2 separate regions of the Homo sapiens genome follow, and region 2 is linked to region 1. Evidence: chromatin loops called from intact Hi-C (ENCODE). Cell type or tissue: ovary. All regions are shown on one strand. Each heading gives the region's core, and the rest is flanking DNA. Links, peaks and the distances in the headings are about the cores only. Region 1 overlaps CDH4 (cadherin 4). Region 2 overlaps CDH4 (cadherin 4).

Region 1 (10,179 bases), core at 742-8,741:
TTCAATAGCCAAGACAGGATGCAGATGCTAGCCCCTTTACACAAATAGCTGCCTATGAACCACACCCTGAGCCTTCGGCACCCGAGCCAGGGAAGTGTTCAGGTGGGGCGCATTATGCTCTCCTTCTCTAAAGGTGAACTCAGATGCCCTCCATGGAGGGAGTTTTCTGACAATTTGCACGACTTATTGATCCCACCTCAGTTTGAATTTTCTTGACGGAAATCTGAATGAGTCATGGAGATTCAGAGAAATGTGTTAGTTCTCTTATTAGGAACAACTGCTGGTGCAATTAGGGTCCCACTGGGGCTCCCTCTCAGTGGTGAGACCACCTTGCCCTGGAAGGCCCCACTGAGTAACTGGCTAGCAGGAACCCAAGCCAGATGCGACTTATTCATGGTGCCAATAATCACATCTGTGCATCACACACAGTGCAACTGAATATTTTAAATGTCACATCCCTTTGCCTGTAATCTTTAAATACTTTACCTGTGGCTTATTCCTAAGTTTTTGAACAACATGAATATAATGACCTTCGATCTCCGTTGGACCAAATACACGGCAGCTTTACCTGTTATGTTGAACACAGGGACGACTGCTGGCTTGGCCCCTGCACATTCATCCCAGATCGGCTGGGCCAAGAAGGAAGGCATCAATATCAATATATTGACATTTGTCAATGGCCGCGAGACCTCCTCTTGCCAACTCTGTAAAGTGGCTCATGCTGAACAACACGAAACCACGTTAGAGAGACTCGCTGGATGTCTTGTATCTCATTGGCTCCTCAGCCGCATCATCGCTGTCATCATGCTTATTAAGAGGCAGAATGCCTCTTACTGAGAAGTCTTTGGAGGACAGGCTGGAGCCTGGGGCTCAGCAGCCTGGGAAAAGGAAGGTCTCAAGGTTTCCTGCAGAAAACTCATAAGCAAATGAAGGAGGCAAAGTGGAGTTTCTCAGCACATCCAGCACCATCGTGCACAGGAGGAAGCCTGAGGTTCCAAAAGCTGAATGCCAATGACCCTCACAGACTGAGCAAAGGACATGAGCTTCCACCCCAGGAGGCGAGGGCTACAGACGGAGGCCCTGCAGAGGTGTGGGTGCTCATGTCCCCCACCCCCAAATCCATATGTTGAAACCCAGCCCCAGCGTGGTGGCACAAAGAGGCGGGACCTTTGGGAGGGGTTGGGTCCTCTGCCCTAATAATGGGATTAGTGCACTTATCAGAGGCTTGAAGATGCAGCAACAGGCACGGTCAGGGAAGCAGAGAAAGAGGCCGAACAGATGCCGAACTGCTGGTGCCTTGATCCCAGCCCCCCCGGCCTCCAGAGCTGTAAGCATTGATTTCTGCTGTTTGTTTATCCATTAGCCGGTCTCAGGCGGTTTGTTATAGCAGCCCCAACAGACTAGAAGAGACCAGACGCACTGCACCACCCACTGCTGTGTGACCTCAGTGACGGTTTAACCTCTCTGAGCCTGATCCTCACCTGGAAAACAAGGAAAACCAGCTCACAGGTCTGTGAGACTTACCTGTGATTATGTGAGACACCACAAAAATAGGAAGTACTCCATGAGCCTCATTTCAGGTCAGATGAGGTTTTATAATGACAGAGACACTGTTTCAAGAGTTGCAATAGGAAGCAGACTTGGGGGGTTACAGAATGGCTCAGGGAGGCCCTCAGAGGGGGTGGCCCAGAGGCTTACTGTGGTCAGTGGCTCCAATTCCAGGCCCTCTTGGGGTGACCAGAGCTGCACAGGCCAGGACACCCTCCAAAGCTGGAGAAGAGGGGACACCTCCCAGGATGGACAGGGGCTACCCTTCTCAGCCTGTGAAGAGTCAAGACTTACCTACCCATTGTCTCTCCCGCCCTCACCGACCAGGAGGCCCCCTCCCACCCAGTCACCTCATGGTGCCCCTGGTCTGCAGCCTGTATGCAGCCATTGCCAGGCCCTGGCAGGACACAGATGTGCCATGTGCTAACGGTGGCACCAGAGCCATGTGGAGTGTGTTTCCAAAGCAGGTCTCCCAGACAGCCCAGGGGTTAATTTTGAGCCACTCTGATACAAGGGCAGTAAACCACATCACGATGCTCTTCGCCTGAAAGCGCAACCCAGGGATACCGCAGAGGCCTGTGCAGCCTTTGGTAAAGGGAAGGCAGCTCTGTGGGCCACGTGTGGCCCGGGGTAAGGGCTCTGACTGTCCTTGCAGGTGGCTCTGGGAGGAGAGGGTCAGCCACACACACCAACTACAGGGTAGCTCCCTGTACAACTGCACTTCTTAGGGCTGCACCTGCCACTGCAGTCACCCCTCCTGGAACCAGGTGAGAGCTCTGTGCTGGGTCCCCCTTGGCTGGATTATCTGGTGACCTTTGTAGTGAAAGAATGCCTGTTGGGGTCTCATTAAGCCAGAGCTTCAGGAGCCACATTGACAACCCGCACCCCTGCAATGTCTGAATTGAGGTTTCTATGACTCAGATTTTGCCAAATGTCCAGAAAAAGAGAAACTTGCCAGCTCCCCCATGCAGGTGTGTGTGCATGTGTGTGTGTGTGTGTGTGTGTACATGTGTGTGTGCATGTGCCTGTGCATATGTGTGCATGCGTGTCTGCACGTGTATACGTGTGTGTGATTACAAGCAGTTGTCACACCTACCTTTGTTTCTTTTCTTTATTAGAGTTGCCACAATGCCTCTAAAAATAGTTCCCTGCTCTCAAAAGGCCAAGGAAGTCTGCCACCAACCCCAGGTAAGTTTCTTAGAAGCCAAAAAGCGCCACCCTTTACAAACAAATAAGTGTTTAGTTTGGTCCAAAAATAAAGACTTTGCCCAGCGGTGGGGAAGAAAGGCTGAAGCTTTGTTTTAGGATAATGCTGTAAGAGGCTCTCGGGGCCTGTGAGGGCAAGGGCGCGTCAGCCTCCGCAGGGGCTGAGCAGAAAGCCAGGGTGATGAGCACTGTGACCACAGCCTTCTCCCGAAATAGCCTGGACCATCAGAAAACACAGGGTGAGGCCAGAGGAAGGACTGGCGCCACAGCCGGGGCAGGGACAGTAACACCCACCAGGAAGCGAATAACTTCCTGCAAGACCCAAAGCAGGAGAGCAAAGAGAAGAAACAAAAATGCTCACACCCCCAGGGAGGAGGGCAGCCAGCCAGAAGTCTCTAAACTAGCCAAGGGCCTTCGCAGAACCTTCAATTACCCCCACTGCAGGGTGAAGTTAACTGGAGGTAACTGACTGCACCTGGCCCTAGTGCCTGCTGCCCAGGGTGGGGCAGGAAAGGCACAGAGGCGGCAGTGGCAGCCAAGGGGATGCACCAAGAATCCCCCTACCGTAGATCAGAAACCAGAAGGAGACCTAAGCCCTCTTCTGAGAGAGGTCCTCCTGTGGGCCTTCTGGGATCACACGAATCCTTGCACTGTTGAGGGCATGGGAGGCAGCAGCCCTGAGGCTGGGGACGCTGTGCAGTGGGCCAGCATCATGGGTTTCCCGGACTCTCTAGGGAAACAGCCTGGCTTGGCCAGCTCTGAATCCATAGCCACAGAGACCTTGACACCCAGAAGGAAACCCGTCACCGCTCCGCCCACCCTGATGAGAGACTGACATTTGCTAGCTCCTTCCTGATGGACGTCCAAAGCCTGTCTCCTGGAGGAGTGAGGGCCACGGGCAGGCTGGCAGAGGGGGTGTGACTGAGAAGGACCCTCCTCTTCTCTGGGAAGCCGGGCATCGCTGTCGAGTGTCTGTGTTCTCAGCCAGGAGCCAGCCTCTGTCCACTCAGAGATACCTTTCCAGAGCCCACCTGTGCCTGGCCCTGCTCTGGGCACTGAAGAACCATGGCAGAGAAGGGGGCAGAGGCACAGCTCCCTTCCCTGTGGGGCGCACAGGCGACCTCCCTTGGAAGAGTTTACTCATGCCCTCAACACACGCTTTTTACACGCCTACTGTGTGCCAGGCACCGTTCAGCACCAAGGACGGCGGCAAGGGCTTGCGGTCCAGGGGAAGAGACAGAAAGCCAGCAGATGAGAACTGCTCAAGACTGCTGCAGGCAGGCTGAGTGCTGTAACTAACACAGGGGACCTGGGGACAGTGCCTCGCATCTCATTTCTGTCAGGTGGTCGGGGCAGGAGGTGGCTCTGGGGCAGGTGGCCGGGGCAGGAGGTGAGCCTGGGGCAGGTGGCTGGGGCGGGAGGTGGGTCTGGGGCAGGAGGTGGGCCTGGGGCAGGTGGCCGGGGCAGGAGGTGGGCCTGGGGCAGGTGGTCAGGCAGGAGGTGGGGTTTGAGCTGAGACCTGTATGTCAGCTGTGGGCAGATCAGAGGACAGCTCTGGTGGGGGACATGCTGGACAAGTGTGAGGAACAGAAAGGACAGTGTGGCTGATGCACAGACACAGTGAGGAGATGGCCAGGCCAGCCAGTGGGAGTTGGCTCTGGGTGCCGGCGAAGGGACTGGACACAGAGGCTAAGCAAGCATGAACAGGGCAGTGACATGGTCGGACTCATGCTTTTCACAGTCTCCTCCTGACCACCATGGGGAGGACTCAGGGGACCAGAGGGCAGTGAGAACAGGCTGAGGGAGGGCCTCATCCCAGGGTGGGAGCTTTAGAGGGTGGCTATGGAGATGGTGCAGCTGTGGCCATGGCAGGCTCCTGGGCACTGGGCATGGAAGGAGATGGGGACAGAGACGCCGAGCCCCAAGACAGCCTTCCCTGCTGCAGCCCTGGCAGAGATCCTCCCACACGTGGGGTGGCTGTGGAAATGCACCCTCGCACAGGTGTTAGTGGGAGTGAAATTGCAGAATCTCGAATGATCATTCGATGACATCCACCAAAATGGCCACCTTATAACTGACCCAGAAATTCCACTTCTAGGAACTTGTTTCACAGACCCTCTCCCAGGTGTGCAGGGGAACTCAGGGGAGGAGGATTTTATGATAGGAAACTGGAAACAACTCAATCTTTATCATTTGGGAATATTCTAAGCAAGTACAGCCCAACCACAGAGCAGGAAACCAGGCAGCGATTGGAAGGGATGAGAGAATTTTGCAAAGAGCCGTGCAACTTTGATAATGCTCTTATACGAAAGTCACTTTCAGTACTTAATCTCACGTGAGAAAAGCGAATTCCCAAGGTGGCAGCCGTGTTCTGACCCCGTTCGTGGGAATGAGGGCCATCCTGCTGTAGCATGTCGGTGCCCAGCCAGCCGCAGGCACCAGGTGCACTGCCCAGAAGGCAGGCGTTCCCCGTCAGGACATGCGGATACTTTTCTTGAAGGCAACTGCCTACAACGACTTGAATCTTATTCAACCAAAGCACAGGCTGCTCTGGTGACAATCAAACCATCACAAGGGACAACCTAAGCTCAACATCACTGATCATTAGAGAAATGCAAATCAAAACCACAATGAGATACCATCTCATGCCAGTCAGAATGGCGATTATTAGAGTCAAACAACAGTGGATGCTGGTGAGGCTGTGGAGAATCAGGTACACTTTTACACTGTTGGTGGGCGTGTAAATTAGTCCAACCATTGTGGAAGACAGTGTGATGATTCCTCAAAGATCTAGAACCAGATTCCTCAAAGATCTAGAACCAGAAAGATCTAGAACCATTTGACCCAGCAATCCCATTAAATGGTATATACCCAAAGGAATATAAATCATTCTATTATAAAGATACATGCACGCGTATGTTCATTGCAGCCCTATTCACAATAGCAAAGACATGGAATCAACAGAAATGCCCATCAATGATAGACTGGATAAAGAAAATGTGGTACATATACACCATGGAATACTATGCAGCCATAAAAAGGAACAAGATCATGTCCTTTGCAGGGACATGGATGGAGCCAGAAGCCATTATCCTCAGAAAACTAACACAGGAACAGAAAACCAAACACTGCATGTACTCACTTATAAGTGAGTGCTGAATAATGACTCACAGGGAGGGGAACAACATACACTGGGGCCTGTCGGGGGATGGGGTGGGGGGGAGGGAGAACATCAGGATAAATAGCTAATGCACGTAGGGCATAATACCTAGGGGATGGGTGATAGGTGCAGCAAACCACCACGGCACATGCTTGCCTATGTAACAAACTTGCATGTCCTACACATGTATCCTGGAACTTAAAATTACATTAAATTAATTTTTTTTTTAAAGTGACAATCCAGGGTCTGCGGAATCCAAGTGGCTAAGCTCTGAGAGGAGAGCACAGGCTCACTCAGCTTTCTGATGTTTTAGGGGGAACTATGCTGGAAAGAGATTGATTGAAAGTACAAAGCAGGAGAGAGAGAGAGAGAGCAAGAGCCCTCTCTTATTATAAAATACAGAAGCCAAGGGCAGAAGAGCCACTCACAGCCACCTCAACCCACATCCCAGACCCACGGGGGACCATGAGGACCTGGGTGCCCTCCACGCACGCTGCAATCCACTGCAGCACACTGGGCTTAAAGCCACCTCGACCCGCGTCCCAGACCCACGAGGGAACCATGAGGACCTGGGTGCCCTCCACGCATGCTGCAATCCACCGCAGCACACTGGGCTTAAACACTGGAGCAGAGTGGATTCCAGTGCAGAACGTATGTGAATATTTCATATCAACTGTCAAGTACAGACAGTCTCCAACTTAAATGACAGCTGAACTACAATTTTTTGACTTTATGATGGTACAAAAATGATACACGTTCAGTACAAACCATCCTCGGCACCCACACAGCCGTCTGTTTCCCACTTTCAGTGCAGCGTTCAATAAATTGCACAAGACACTCAACATGTTACTATCAAATCGGCTTTGTGTTTGATGATCCTGCAAGTGTTCCGAGCACGGTTAAGGGAGGCTAGGCTAAGCCATGATGCTCAGCATGTGAGGTGTATTAAGTGCATTTTCAACTAGCTATCTTTTCAACTTGCAATGGGTTTATTGGGCTGTAAATTAAGGAGCATCTGTACAATGGGAGTTTTCATCATTCAGAGCTAATAGGAAAGGCCAAGGTCCTCCTTGAGCAAACTATTTTTTATTTATTTAATTAACTAATTTATTTATTTTTGAGACAGTCTCCCTCTGTCACTTCAGGCTGGAGTGCGGTGGCACAATGAGGGCTCACTGCAGCCTCAACCTCCTGGGTTCAAGCAATCCTCCTGCCTCAGCCTCCCAAGTAGCTGGGAACACAGGTACATGACACCATGCCCAGCTAGTCTTTTTTTATTTTTAGTAAAGATGGGGTTTGGCCATGTTGCCCAGACTGGTCTTGAACTCCTGGGCTCAAGCAATCCTCTTGTGTTGGCCTCCCAAAGTGATGAGATTACAGGTGTGAGCCACTGCACCTGGCAAAACTATTTTTAAAAACAGCAATTTTGGGCCGGGCGCGGTGGCTCACGCCTGTAATCCCAGCACTTTGGGAGGTCAAGGCGGGTGGATCACAAGGTCAGGAGATTGAGACCATCCTGGCTAACACAGTGAAACCCCATCTCTACTAAAAATACAAAAAATTAGCCAGGCATGGTGGCATGCACCTGCAGTCCTAGCTACTCGGGAGGCTGAGGCAGGAGAATCGCTTGAACCCAGGAGGTGGAGGTTGCAGTGAGCCGAGATTGCACCACTGCACTCCAGCCTGGGTGACAGAGCGAGACTTCATCTCAAAAAAATTTTAAAAAATAGCAATTTTATTAGAGAGTAATTTGAGTCCACTCTATCTAATTCACATAAATAAAGACCTCTTTGTCCCCCTGCATCCTCTAACCTGCTCCCTAGCTAAACTGTACATTTAACAAATATCTTTCTAAAAATGTTGTACAAACACATATAAGCACAAATATCATCAAACATACAGTCCATCTCCCACAAAAGCATCAGTATTGTCCTGTGAATTTGCTTTGTTCACGTTAAGATCCGTTATTGACCAAATTTCCATGGCCATTCATAAAACTACACCTGATCCTTTACGCAAGCCGTCTGGTGTCCTGTTCTGTGGATGCTCTGGAGTGAGGTGAGACAGTCCTCAGCTGCTAGAGATGTGTGTAATCTTCAGTTTCCTATTATAAATAGCCCTGCAGTGAAGACCCCTGCACACCTGTGGGTACATCTATAGAATAAATTCCCAGAAGTGGAATTATTGGGTCAAAGGGTGTGTCCATGTTACATCTTGGTGGATGCTGTCAAAGGACCATCCAAAATGTGCAATTTGTACTCCACCAACTCCCTGCACGAGAATCGATTTCCCTACAGCCTCCCAGCCCTGAGCACCCACTTTCTAATCTTCGCCAATCTGACAGGTCAAACAGGAGATCAGAACTTTCTAATCTTTGCCAATCTGACTGGTCAAACAGGAGATCAGAGTTTTATTCTGCATGTAGTAAATGTGAGTATCTTTTAAAACTGTTTCTCAATCACCTAAAGTCCATTCTCCACTGGTTCACAGAATTTAGCCTCTCTTTCTTCAACATCCCCAACCTCCACCAAATTGAGTTGTGGGTGTTTATCTTATTGATTTCAAAGAGCTCTTTATTTATCAAGGAAAATTGTCAAATATATTTAAAAAGTTTTGCTCAGGTTTCTATTTATTTCTATAAAAATGAAATTGTGTGTTTTGACAGTGAAGAACTTCAATTTTTATATAGCCACACATATCTGCCTTTTCTTTTATGGCTTCTGGGTGGATACATTTTTTTAGATAAAAGATGAGATTTCAAAGCCATCATTTGCTTCCAGTAGACCACTTCACACAATGCTCACAGGATCCCAGGGCTACCTCTTCCCTCTCCTTTGCTGCAGAATGGCTCAGAGAGACCAGGATGAAGAGTAAGGGGTAATCTTGCCTGGTGGAGGTAAATCTTGAAACTTCTAGCCAGTAAAAATGCACCTGACAAGCAGGTTGTTTGTAGATGACATATAGGAAGGCAGTACTGAAAATAGTTATTTCATGTATCTTACTACACCTCACAGCTGGCTCTTGCTGAGTCTGAGGATTACTGAGATGAGAAGTCGTAAGAAGTAACACATCTTGCATTTACCAGTGCCTTCTATCCACCTAAAATCAAATACATTTTTCCTCCAAGGAAATGAAAAAAAAACCTCATTTTTGATACCAATTGATGTGACCTGGTGTGGGAGAGGCTGTGTCCTGTGGAATTTCACCACCCGACACTCAGTCAGCACATTTGCAAACCCCACATGCAGCCACATAGGCTCTCCCATGACCCCCAGTGTCTTCCAGAATACCTGTGTGCCTTCTGGATCAAGGAAGAATGGAATTCCATACAGTGTAATTTTAAGGCTAGTTTGATTTTCTTTTACTGAATATTTTTTAACTGGTTATCTACTTCATATGCTGTGACAGATTCAGGGTGATGCTTGCACCATTGATTGACTAAAATGTCATATCCTCCTCTGGCTAGACTATCGGAGGATTTCCAGAAGATTCTGAAGCCACACAACATATTGGAAAGAGTGTTGTGTATTTCATAAAATAACATTTTTTTCTCAGCAATTTTCCTCTTATGCTTATTTTTTAATCAGCAAACCAACAGGTTTCAAACAGGTCACTCAATCCTTTATTTGTTGAATATGTTCACAAAACCTAGTATGAGCTAAACTTTGGGCTAAGCCCTTCCTAAAACAAGGCAGTGCGGTGGAGAAGTATGCAAACGGTGGCATATCCATCCCTGCCTGAGCCAAGATTCCATGAGAAAAACTTGGACCTGCCACCTTACTCCATCCTCCACTCTATTTGTCCCTTAAAGTTAGTGTCTGAAAACAAACAGAAGGGAAAATGTAGTTACAGTGAGTTCCACTCCCACTACTATCACGGGTATATTAGGACAGGCAGCTCCTCACTTCCTGATGGGTTTGAACCGGTACCGCCACCATCAGGGAGAGCGAGAAGCTGGGAATGGCACGGCACTGACCAGGCCAACCAGACGGGCTCTGGTGGGAAAAGAGGCAACCCACTTGCGTCGGCACCCGTGGCAAGAAGCACACATGGTGTTGGGTTTTCAAGAAATTTTCTAGTAAAGCCTGTTAGCTTTGTTGGAGGCAGCCCTCCAAAGCTGATGGCCATGGAACTCTTTACAGACAGCGCTGCTTTTTTTTCTTTTTTTAAAATTAAACCTATAAACACTCTTGCACATTGAGTGGCATTTTCAACCCTTCCTGTCGGGGCCCGCTTTGCTGTGGCCCCCCCAAGTCGCACCACCC
Region 2 (10,179 bases), core at 1,490-9,489, 540 kb before region 1:
CTGTGACCCCGCTCAGCATGGCTGACACTCATGCCCTGTGGCCGCAGGAACCCTACATGCTGGTGGGTGTAAGGGGCACTCAGCTTCCTCACCAGGGAGGGACCTCTTGGCAGGAAGTGGCCTGAGTTGGTTGGGGGTCACCTGGGCCATCCTGTGGCTCAGCCCCCTCCTCTGCCATCCAGGGTCCCCCATGAAACCAGGTCACCATTAGCACCGCTGTTATTGCCCTCCTGGGGCCTGGGGGGCCCTCACTCTAACTCACTGGCACCTCTTCTCACCTTGCTGGGTGGCCACACCTGCCAGCTCTGGCCTTTGGAAACCTTGAGACAGCAGTGGTGGGCGCCAGCTCACGTGTGGCCCAACCTTCAGAGCACGCACTGCCCAGCGTGCCTGGGAACCTCATCCTGTGTGGGGACCGCGCCCAAACCTCGACCCTCTCTCTGCATCCGACCCTCACCCCCAAGGCCAGGGGTGGCGGCCTCTGCGTCCTGGGGGTGACCTGCTGGCCTGGGGTCCTCTTGGGGCTGCTCAGTGCCCCACACTTGGGGGACGCCATGGGACTCGGGAGCCGAGGCCTCTGTTTCGGAGGGAGGTGGAAGCCCCAAGATGACGGCTCCTTGGCTGGGTCCACCTTCTCACCGCTGTCCTTCCCTCTCTTCTCTTCTTTTGGGAGGGGGCGGAGGGGAGATCAAGAAGACTTCAGGGGCACAAATCCGGCCCGAGGTGGGTCAGCAGCAGATTTGTCTCAATTGCTAATATTTTTTTTTCTGCAAGACAACATAGCCATATTCGGTGTCTTCAAAACAGGGTTCCATGACAGTGATTCAAAACCCAGCCAGCGGGAAACGCTGAACCCCGCCTGCCCCAGGCTACTGCCCTCCCCAGGCAGATGCCTCTGGGTGGGGCTTACGAGAGGCTCGCTGTCTGGGAGAAATGCCTTCAGAAAGCCACGCCGCTCTCAGAGGGAAAGGGGACATTCTGGTCACCGACGAACACTTTCTACTGGAATTTGAATCATGTGAATACATTAACTAAAGTCGATGGTGGTGAGAACGATATCCTGAGCAGTAGAACAGAGCCACGTTATCACTCTCCATCCATTGGATGACAGCACCGGGCGGGCAGAGGGTCTTGAAGACGTTCGGGGAGGTGTGGGTTTTGCTTTCCCCAGAATCCTTTCAGACCAGGAGATCACGAATTCGGCCCCCCTTGTTTGGGAAGAAATTTCAAGCTGATGGAGGTGACCAGGTGATAGTCCTCTTGTGATAGGACCGGAAGGCCGGATTCAGTTTCTAATAACAAAATCAACATCCTCGGGAGCAGCCTGGAAGGGACGCTGAGAACAATGCTGGCCCGGTGCTAATTTCACTGCCCAACAATCGGAACAGCGCCTGCGTCTGCAGAGCCCACTCTCACCTTCAGGACGGGGCTCGGGCGGCACGTTCACCTCCTCATTAGGCCATAAATATTCTAATTAGGAAACAACGCCAGATGAATAGGATTAGCAAGTGGGGCATCTTCGGCTGGTACACGAGAGACACTTGAACCGCTCAGGTCTTATCGAAGCCTCTCCTGACATCTTAATCAAGTAGAAGCGCTCAATTTACATAGCTCTGCCTAATTAGACACGGCGGCAATGATGTTTGTGGATTTTCTTCTTCCTAAAGATGACTCACTCTGTCAGATGGAGGCTGGTGCTGAGAAGTATCTCTGGTGCTTCCCCCGAAGACTCTGCTTGTTGCCCAAGGGCAGGGGAGATGAATCTTTTTAAAGGGGGAGGAAGAGAAAAAGGAACTACCGATGTGTCCTTTTCAGAAGTGGCTGAGCTGTCCGGCCGATGCAAGGCAAGCTGGGCTGGTGGAGAAATGGTCCCGATGTGTGCTCTTCTCTGATACGCCAAGCCAGACAGAAATCAGCTTCTCGGGCTCAGCAGGCCTGGGCCCAGGGGGGCAGTGGCTCTGCTGGGTGAAGGCCGGGTCCCGGGGGAGCTGAACTGGTGCTCGCTTGGCGTCTACACTGCTGTCAGTGGCCGCCTGCGTGGGTTTACTAATGCCTGGCAACGGTGGTCCTGGAGCCGTTGTCTTAAAACCTGTTGTTGTTTTATTGTTTGCTGCTGAAAATCCGACAACGTGCATCCTCTGCTGCAGAAGCGGTTATAATTATAAACCATCATTCAATTTCCCCAGGAGGTGGGCGAAGGAAGAGCAGGGCAGCTCTGAACATTAAGCACAGACCCACACTGAAAGCAGAGCCCTGGCGAGGGGCGCCCTGGCCTCGGCACACCCCCGCCGAGTCTTTGGCAGCTTCCAGGACTTCTATTCCGAGGCAAAGGCGAAAAAGTGGGAGAGACTGTGTGCAAGGCGGGAGACAGGACCTGGAATGGCTGAGCGGGCAGAGTGGGGTGGCCAATGCCAGGGCCCTGCGTCTCCTCCGGCCAAGGGGTCACAAATTCAGAGGTCACCTACGACTTTGAGACTATGCCATAAACTGCTGCAGAGACTGGCCCAAGGGGATGACCTCTCCATGTCTGGGGAGGGAAGCCCGCCTCAATGTCCCCACTGGGAGGGGCTGCTGAAGACCTGGGGCCAGGCGGGGGCCCTGGGACATGGCTGCTGCGTGCTGGAGGCAGCTTCCCTAATGGAAGCCCTCGAGCTGGTGCCTTTAGAAGGGGAAACAGACTTGTTTGCACAAGGAAAATAACGTGGAAATGACATGAACACCTTTGGTTCTGCTCACGAGAAGCCCTGAGGGCGCCCAACACTGTCTCTGTACCCAAATGGAGCCAGCTGCAGGCCACGCCTGGGTCTGTCTCAGATTCAAGACCCACAGCCACCTTCCAGCCGGGGGCTGCATTGAACCTGGGGAGGGAGCAGCTCAGGGACCTGGATGTTCCTAGGCTTGGGCTCGGTTTGAAAGGGGCAGGGGGAACAGAAGGTGGGAGGGGTCCTGCTGCCGGGCACGTGCTGCCCATGAAGGTCTTGTTTTGATCGTGGCTGGAAATGAGGACGCCATGGCCACGATGGGGCCTTAGCTTTGCCCCAGCTGCCCCAGGCCTACAGCTCAGCTCCTGGCCACTCACGCAGGCCAGGGCCTGTTGTCCTCTCTGGGATGACCACGCCCGTCTGTGTCCACGAAGTCCTCCCTCTGGGGCCCCCGTGGTTCCTGGTGATGACCCTGTCACAGTCTGCTTGGGGCCGGGCCTCATTTGGGTTACACCTCATCCCCTGCCTGGGGGTCCTCCCAGCCAAAGACGCGTTGTCACACAATGGACCCCAGGGACGTTCCGGGGGTCATGGCCCCAAAGTCCAGCCCCATGACCGTCCCCTGAGCCCCTGAACCATGGCTCTGCTGTCCCCCCACGATGCTGGTCCACATGGGGGTCCCAGGTTTCACTGCATCAACCAGCTTGTTTCACACGCACAAGACAGAAACTGATCTTCCTGGAATCGAATGTTAGCAGCTGAAGGATCATCAAGGAAAATAACCACACAACCTATGTTCCCGACGAGCCCTGGAAGAGGAAGACACGGGACCGCCCTCTCCAGCACACCACGCCTGAGATGCACCAGACGGGGCCTCCCGTCGGATAGAAGCCGGGCTGTTCACATCCCCAGGCACACACAGCGGAGAACGCCAGCGCCCGCAACACCAGCGTCTCCTCATGTTCCTCAATCTTCATAAATCTCCGTCTGTCAACCACACCTCTAATGGCTTTTAAATGAGCATTTTATGTGGAACATTTTGCAGGCCACGCTGAAGCTGCCGACAGCGGGGGGTGGGGGGTGGGGGGTGGGTACCGCTCTGTGTCTGCTGTGGGCCTTGGGGAGCAGGCTGGCCCCGCCTTGCCTCGGTGTCTGGCCTGGGCAGGGGGTCCAGCTGCCGGGTCAGCCTCACTGGGGCCTGGCCAGTGGGTGGGGAGATCTCTGGGTGGCTGGGACTGCTAGCCCTCCCTTGGCCGAGCTGCCATGATCTGTAGGGGCAGGGGGAGCTGAGCCCAGGAGGCTGGGCACTGTCCCTATCACGGGCCTTGACATGCCCACAGGAATGCCTGGCCCAGGGAGGCCAGGGGGTGTCCCTCCCGTAGGGTGCACCAGGCCAGCTGGGGGAACCCCAGGGGGTCGTGGGCTCCGTGGCGCTCTTGATCCCTCCCAAGGTCAGAGCCTGCACCCATACTAACTGCCGGGGCCTTGTGAGATTTTCAGCTATGAAGAGGGGTCCACAGATGTTGCCTAGATATATTTTCAGCCTGGAAAATATCACATATTCTTTCCTACAATATAAACTACAAAGTACCCCAGACCTCCCAGCCCTCCACCCGGCAGTGGGAAAGCTTTAGCTGTTTGTCTTTAGTCCCTTTATCTATAGACATTCGTGCTGAAGGAGACCAGATGGTCCTGAAGCCACAGGGACCCCCTCAACCCCACTGGAAACCAGAGGGAGGGCGGACCGACACGAAACCAGTGCAGGCCAGAGCAGGTGGCCTATGGTCCCCTTTAGATCCCCAGCTTATCATTATAATACGAAAACCCCGGCCCTAAGGGAAGACTGCTGCCATGTTGTACACCAGATGTAAGAAGAGATGTGTTCATGGACTGCGTCTGCACGTCTAGAACCCTCCGCACGCCTGCATGCCTCCCCTGCAGGCACCCAATCCCGTGAAACTCCCACACCTTCCCCTTCCCAGTTCTCCGGTCGCTCAGTAGAACCAGCTGCCTCTCCAATTGGACGTTGCTCTCTCGCGGCCGATATAGAGTAGGGAGAGAACGGTTTCCTGCGGCCAGCATGCAGCCAGCCATGCCCCTGCACTGGGACTGGACGGCGAGGCCCCATCGGATCTCCCTAAGCATCCCCACTGCCCTTTTGGCCCCTGTGCTTTCCCCGTCACACACCAGGAGCTGATGGCACGCAGGTGGGGCAGTCTGTGGGCTCTAGGTAACCCCTGACCCTGCCCCTGCAAGGGGCCATCCCAGAGGTGCCGGCGCTCACAGGCCTGACCCTTGCTCGGCTGTCCTGTCCTCTCCTTGGACACAGCCGGCAGCCGTGCCATCCCATCTGTACCTCTGGAGCATCACGTGTGTGGGAGTGTGTGGACAGGGGCTTGCACGCACACGCTCCAGTCAGACCACCTGCTCTGCCAAAAGCTGTGCAAACGTCCCAGAGAGGTGCCAGCCTGTGGAAACGAGCTGCTCACAGGTGTGTGTGTGTGTGTGTGTTGGGGGAGCGCAAACAGGGGCTGCCCTCTCTCCCCAGGGCAGGCGGGGGACCCCAGGCTACAGAGGAGATGGGGGACGGTATCTGGTTCCTGTACATCTGTATGGGCCTCACTAACAGCACTCCTGACTCGGCCATGTGCCCATGGGATCATCTCCCTAGCTGAATGACGGGACCAGGGCCAGGTGCAGCTCATCTGCAAAGCCTTGTCTGAGCGGAGCGGGCGCTGGTTCATGGCCACTGGAGGGCGGTGGGGCCTCAGCGGATCCTGCAGTCCTGAGGTGAAGGTGCTGGGACTGACCACAGCTCACTCGGAGCCCCAGGCATTCTGGCCAACATCACTCTAAGAACGTTTATGTAAATCCTGCATCAAAAGTCCTCGCCTGTGCCATCCGTGCCAGCCCTCACGCTGCCTGCCACACGACTCCATCTCTGATCCTTGGAGTCCAAGGCTGTCATCATCCTTCTGTCTCTCAGATGAAAGGTGCCACGGCTGGGGCTGACAACGTCCTCTGCTGTGCGGGTCTGAGTCCTGAGCCCGTGCTGAACCCGGCGGCCACCTCGCCTTCCCCGCAAGCCGCATGGCTGCCAAGGGTTACCCCCCAACTGGCCTCTCTGCCCCCATGTGTTACCCTGGGCACCACCCCCTTACGATTTAGGAATTTCCAGGAAATCCCCTTTGTGCTCTTCCCAGGGACAGAGACGGGTGGGATTTTCCAGGCTGCAGCTTGGCTTTGGTTGATTTGAAAGGCGGGGATGAAGACAGCACTGCAGGTGAGTCTTGGTTTTTGGAGAAGAGGCAGAAACTGGAGGCCCCGGGGGGTCCCACAGCCCCAAACCTGGAAGGAGGACCTGCCACTTCCTTGCCAGTCCCGGCCCCAAAAGCGACACCAGCAAGCCCCGGTGACAGGTTGGCAGCCCCAGCTTGCAGTGGGGTCCCCGCACACCCAGAGCTCGAGGGCCGTGACGCACTCAGAAGCCGCCAACTTGGAGCAGAAGGGTTGAGGCCAGCAAGACCGAGGAGCTGCCAGAAAGTGGCGCTGTGGCCTCTGGAAACAAGCCTCCCGCGGGCAGGGCTGCACTGGCTGTGAGCCCAGCGAGGTGGCTCTACCGGCTCCTGGGAGCCAAATGCCTCAGAGGGTAAATTACGTCTGGAATGACACTGGCCTCTGTGGGCACAGTGCAAACAGGAGACCAGACAGCGAGACCTGGAGATGGGGAAGGCAGGCGATGCCCTGTCCTGGGCACCTGGGGACTCAAGGTGCTGCTGGTGGGGCGCTTTCAGCCCCAGGGGCGGGTGGTGAATCTTCTGGGAACGCACAGCCCAGTGCTGGAGATGCGCCTGCACTTGACAAGCTTCAGAGCAGAGGCAGGCCCCCGACCTCACCCACCGCCCAGGGCCTCCCTCTGGGGTCTGTCTCTGAGTGGGGCGGGCACTTGAGATGAAGGGGTGGAGGGAGGCCTCTGTCACAAAAGCCTCGTAGGACCGCAGGACAGTGCAGGAGGTGGGAGCGCATGGAACCCAGCACCAACCAGCAGCCCATTCATTTGGCTGTGATGGTTTCAGGCTGTGTGAAAAGCACTGCTTCTCCATGCCCCCTTCGTCACAGCCAGGCCGCCGCAGCCTGGGTGGGGTGGGTCTCCTTGGAGGTGCCAGGCCCAGAAGGGGTGGGTTTCAAGGCAGGCGTGTGTGTTCAGGTCCTGAGAGGGGCTGTCAGAGCACCCCAGACCCCGAGTGCAGCTGCGGCTAGACCCCGAGACCCCAGCGGGTGGTCCCTGCTTTTCTGAGGCCTCCGCCCATAGCCACACGCACCAGCTGGGCCTGTTCTGGAAATCTCACAAGGACTCGCTCATAGCAGCCGGTGCTGAGTGCTCCAGAGCCTCCTTTGCTGAGTCTCTCCCATGGCAAGAGAGTGCCACTGGGGAGACTGTCGATCACTCCCCGACGGCGCCACTGGAGAGGCTCCCCGAGGGTCCTGTGGGTGTCCTGCGGGGACCAGGAGCTCACCCGCCTGCACGCAGACCCCACCCCGCCTCACCTCTCGGTCCAGGCCAGCCGCCACTGTGACGATATCTCCAGTCTCGCTGTTGATGGTGAACATATTCTGGGACGGGCTCTGTGGGGTCTGGGTCACGATCCGGTACCGCACCATCCCGTTGGCCGTGGTGCTGTCGTCAGCATCGTTGGCCGTGACGGTCATCACGTAGGTGCCTGGAACGGAGACAGCAGCTCAGATGGGGATGGCCTGCCACACAGGCTGCCACCCCCGCACACACCTGGGCAGAGCCCCCCGACCACAGAGCTCTCCGTGAGTCTGGCGTAGCGGAACCCCCTTCCTCTCGGCGTGTTCAGAGGTGGTGTTAGTGCACCTGCCGCCTCCACCCCACCTTATAGAATCATAGAAGGATTTCTTCTAGAGCTTGAGGTTCCTTTGAGGTCATCTGCTCTGACCTCTTCCTTTTTTGGCTGGGGAAAGACCAGGCCTCGGAGGAGGAAGAACTTCTCTAAGCTTCCAGAGCCTGGGGCAGCAGAGCAGGCCTGGAGCCGGGTGGCCTGAGGCCCCGACAGTGCGTCCAAGGTGCTTCCACTCCTGCAGGGAGCCCAGTGTGGTTGGGCTTAAAGGAAGGGACTCAGGCACTGAAGCAGGGCCTGGTATAGGTCTGGACACACAGAAGCTGTATAATAAACACTGCAGAGGACACAGTGGAAAACAAACCTAGAAGGGACTCTGAGCAGGGAGGCTGTGCCTATAGGACTCCGTCAGATGGAGCACATCTGGGGGCGCCCTGGGACTGGGGGCCGCTGGCATTTCAGAGGGGCTCGGTGAGCTGCCCATGTGCTCTCTCAGCTTGGTGCCTCAGTTTCCCCATGCACACATTGGGGTTGAGGTCTATAGTGCACTCTGGCACATTCCCCACTTTCTGAGAATGGCACTTGGCTTTTCTTTGGCTGTGCAGCCTTTCCTGCCCTGGGGAGGGCCTGCATCAGCACGCCCCACCCTGTGGCCTCAGGACATCTCCAGGTCTGAGGACCAAGCTCTGCTGGGAGCAGTGGTGGGTGGGGGCTTTAGTCCCTGCCTACTGAGCACCAACTCTGTGCTAGCGCTGTACCCGGTGGAGGCCCCGCTCTGTGAGCTCCTGACTGCTGTCTCCTGATGCTGGCACGGCGGGCTCTCTCACCTGGAAGTCCTGGGGCTGGACTCTGCCCGCCACCTTCCGGTGTTCCTGCCCTGGCTCTGCACACGTGTGTGCTCAGCTTGCCCTGCTGGCTGCCTGAGATGCCCCAGAACTCTGGAAGCTCGGGTGCCCGGCCCTGCAGCGTTCATGCACAGAGGAGAGCTGCTGGTGCCCTGCTGGGCCCTGGGGATGGTGCAACCTCTACCTGTGCAGTGCCTCCCCTGGCTGACGGGGCTGGGGTCATGCGGCGGGCCAGGTGCGGGGTGGCAGTCTCAGAGAGACCCGAGGTGCTCGTTCCCGTGTGCATGAGATGAAGGACTCTCGCCACACCAGCCTTGGGATCTTGCACAATCTGTTCTGCATCTGGAACGTTCTTCCCTCTCCTCCACCTGGCCAACTCCTCCTCATCCCCAAAGCCCCGTCCTGGCCCTCTGGACTGAGTCATGGGGCCCTGTGCATCCTCATCTCACCTGCATTGAAACAGCTGTGTGTCTACTTATTGTCTATGTCCTCTGTGGGATTACAGCCACCACAAGGGCGGGGCTGGGTCCATGCTGTCCCTGTGACCTGGCACACAGATGCCCTGTTGGACATTTGCTGGACTGTGCCAGAAGCCCAGGGTGCGGGGCGGCCTCATGCTCAGGAGGCAGGGTCTGCGAGGAGCCCGAAGCTACTGCTTATTTCCAGGACCCCAGAGCAGGCAGGGAGCCTTCCCCCTCGCCCCTCCCCCACCTCGCCCTCCCTCTGCAGCCCTGCAGAGAAGACCGCCACTCTGGCCTTCCACCCAGGCAGGACAAGCCCAGGTGGGATGCAGGGGAACCCTGGGTGTGTCTGACTAGGAGTTTGCTTCAGCTTTCAGCTTCTACTGAATGCAAAATTCTCAAAGCAGACACGTTTCATGAAAACACAGAAAAACAAGCGGAGGCAGGAGCACTTCAAAGAGCAAGCTGTATGGCACGTGAATTATAGTTCAATCAAACAGATTTATGCAGTAAGCAAACGGGTGGGAGGGGCCGTGGCCTGGCGACCATCAGCCTCTGGAACTAGGGACCCCACCCCGATGATCCTTGCCCCCATCACGATGTCCCCACCACTTTAGAGCACAACAAGCCTGGTCCCAACCATACTCCCCTCTAAAGAGACATCCCCCTCCCTCTGTGCTGGCTTTCCTCTGCATTTTCCTAAGAGGAAAACCCTGAAGTGCAGCACCCTAGGAGTGAGGGTGAACTGGGAAGAAACAGTCCTAACACACGCGCAGAGCTAACTGCAGTAACTTAGGCTGAGGTTCTCTGTGATTGTTAGCGTCCCCTACTTAGCAGCAAAAAGAAATCATTCGTGGAGAGGGATAACATCACACACAGCCTCCTTTTTAAAAGAGCACAAAACTTTCAATGTGGCAATGAGAAGACTTCAAGCTGACTTCTCAACAGGAACGATGGAAGCTGGAAAACAATGGAATACAAGGAACTCACGAGGAGCCTGGCATTCATTATTCAGTGAAAAAAACTTTCTAAAATAAAAGTGAAAAATAGACACTAAATGTGATAAATGATAAAACAAAAAATTACCACCTGGAGACCCACACTAGAGGAAATACTAAGGGTGTTTTCAGGCAGAAGGAAAATGATTCTAGAGGGCACCTTGGAAATGCAGAAAGATATGAGGAGCTCTGTCTCTGTCTCTCTCTCTGATATGTACACACACACACACACACACACACACATCCTATAAATATACATATACGTAATGTTTATATAAAGGATAAATACACTGGTGCGTCTAAGGAATATG

The links. Peaks named below come from ENCODE experiments on the same cell type or tissue, not always from the same donor. Only the 100,000 strongest peaks of a DNase experiment are listed, where the experiment ranks them.
Region 2: it touches region 1 in a loop (4-fold over the local background); 1 of 110 quality-filtered maps calls a loop at or near these places.

What each region holds. Positions count from the first base shown.
Region 1 is chr20:61,325,639-61,335,817 of GRCh38, reverse strand. The region is part of intron 2 of CDH4 (cadherin 4); the gene reads right to left. Among named protein-coding and RNA genes, the nearest start is that of CDH4, 78 kb to the right of the region's middle. In ovary, for the core only: no CTCF peak of the experiment used is centred there; a DNase peak (open chromatin) is centred at 4,190.
Region 2 is chr20:61,870,972-61,881,150 of GRCh38, reverse strand. It overlaps CDH4 (cadherin 4), which reads right to left. Exons shown (of 16, transcript NM_001794.5): 7 at 7,251-7,423. Among named protein-coding and RNA genes, the nearest start is that of MIR1257, 78 kb to the left of the region's middle. RefSeq lists enhancers at 1,540-2,040, 2,041-2,541. In ovary, for the core only: no CTCF peak of the experiment used is centred there; no DNase peak of the experiment used is centred there.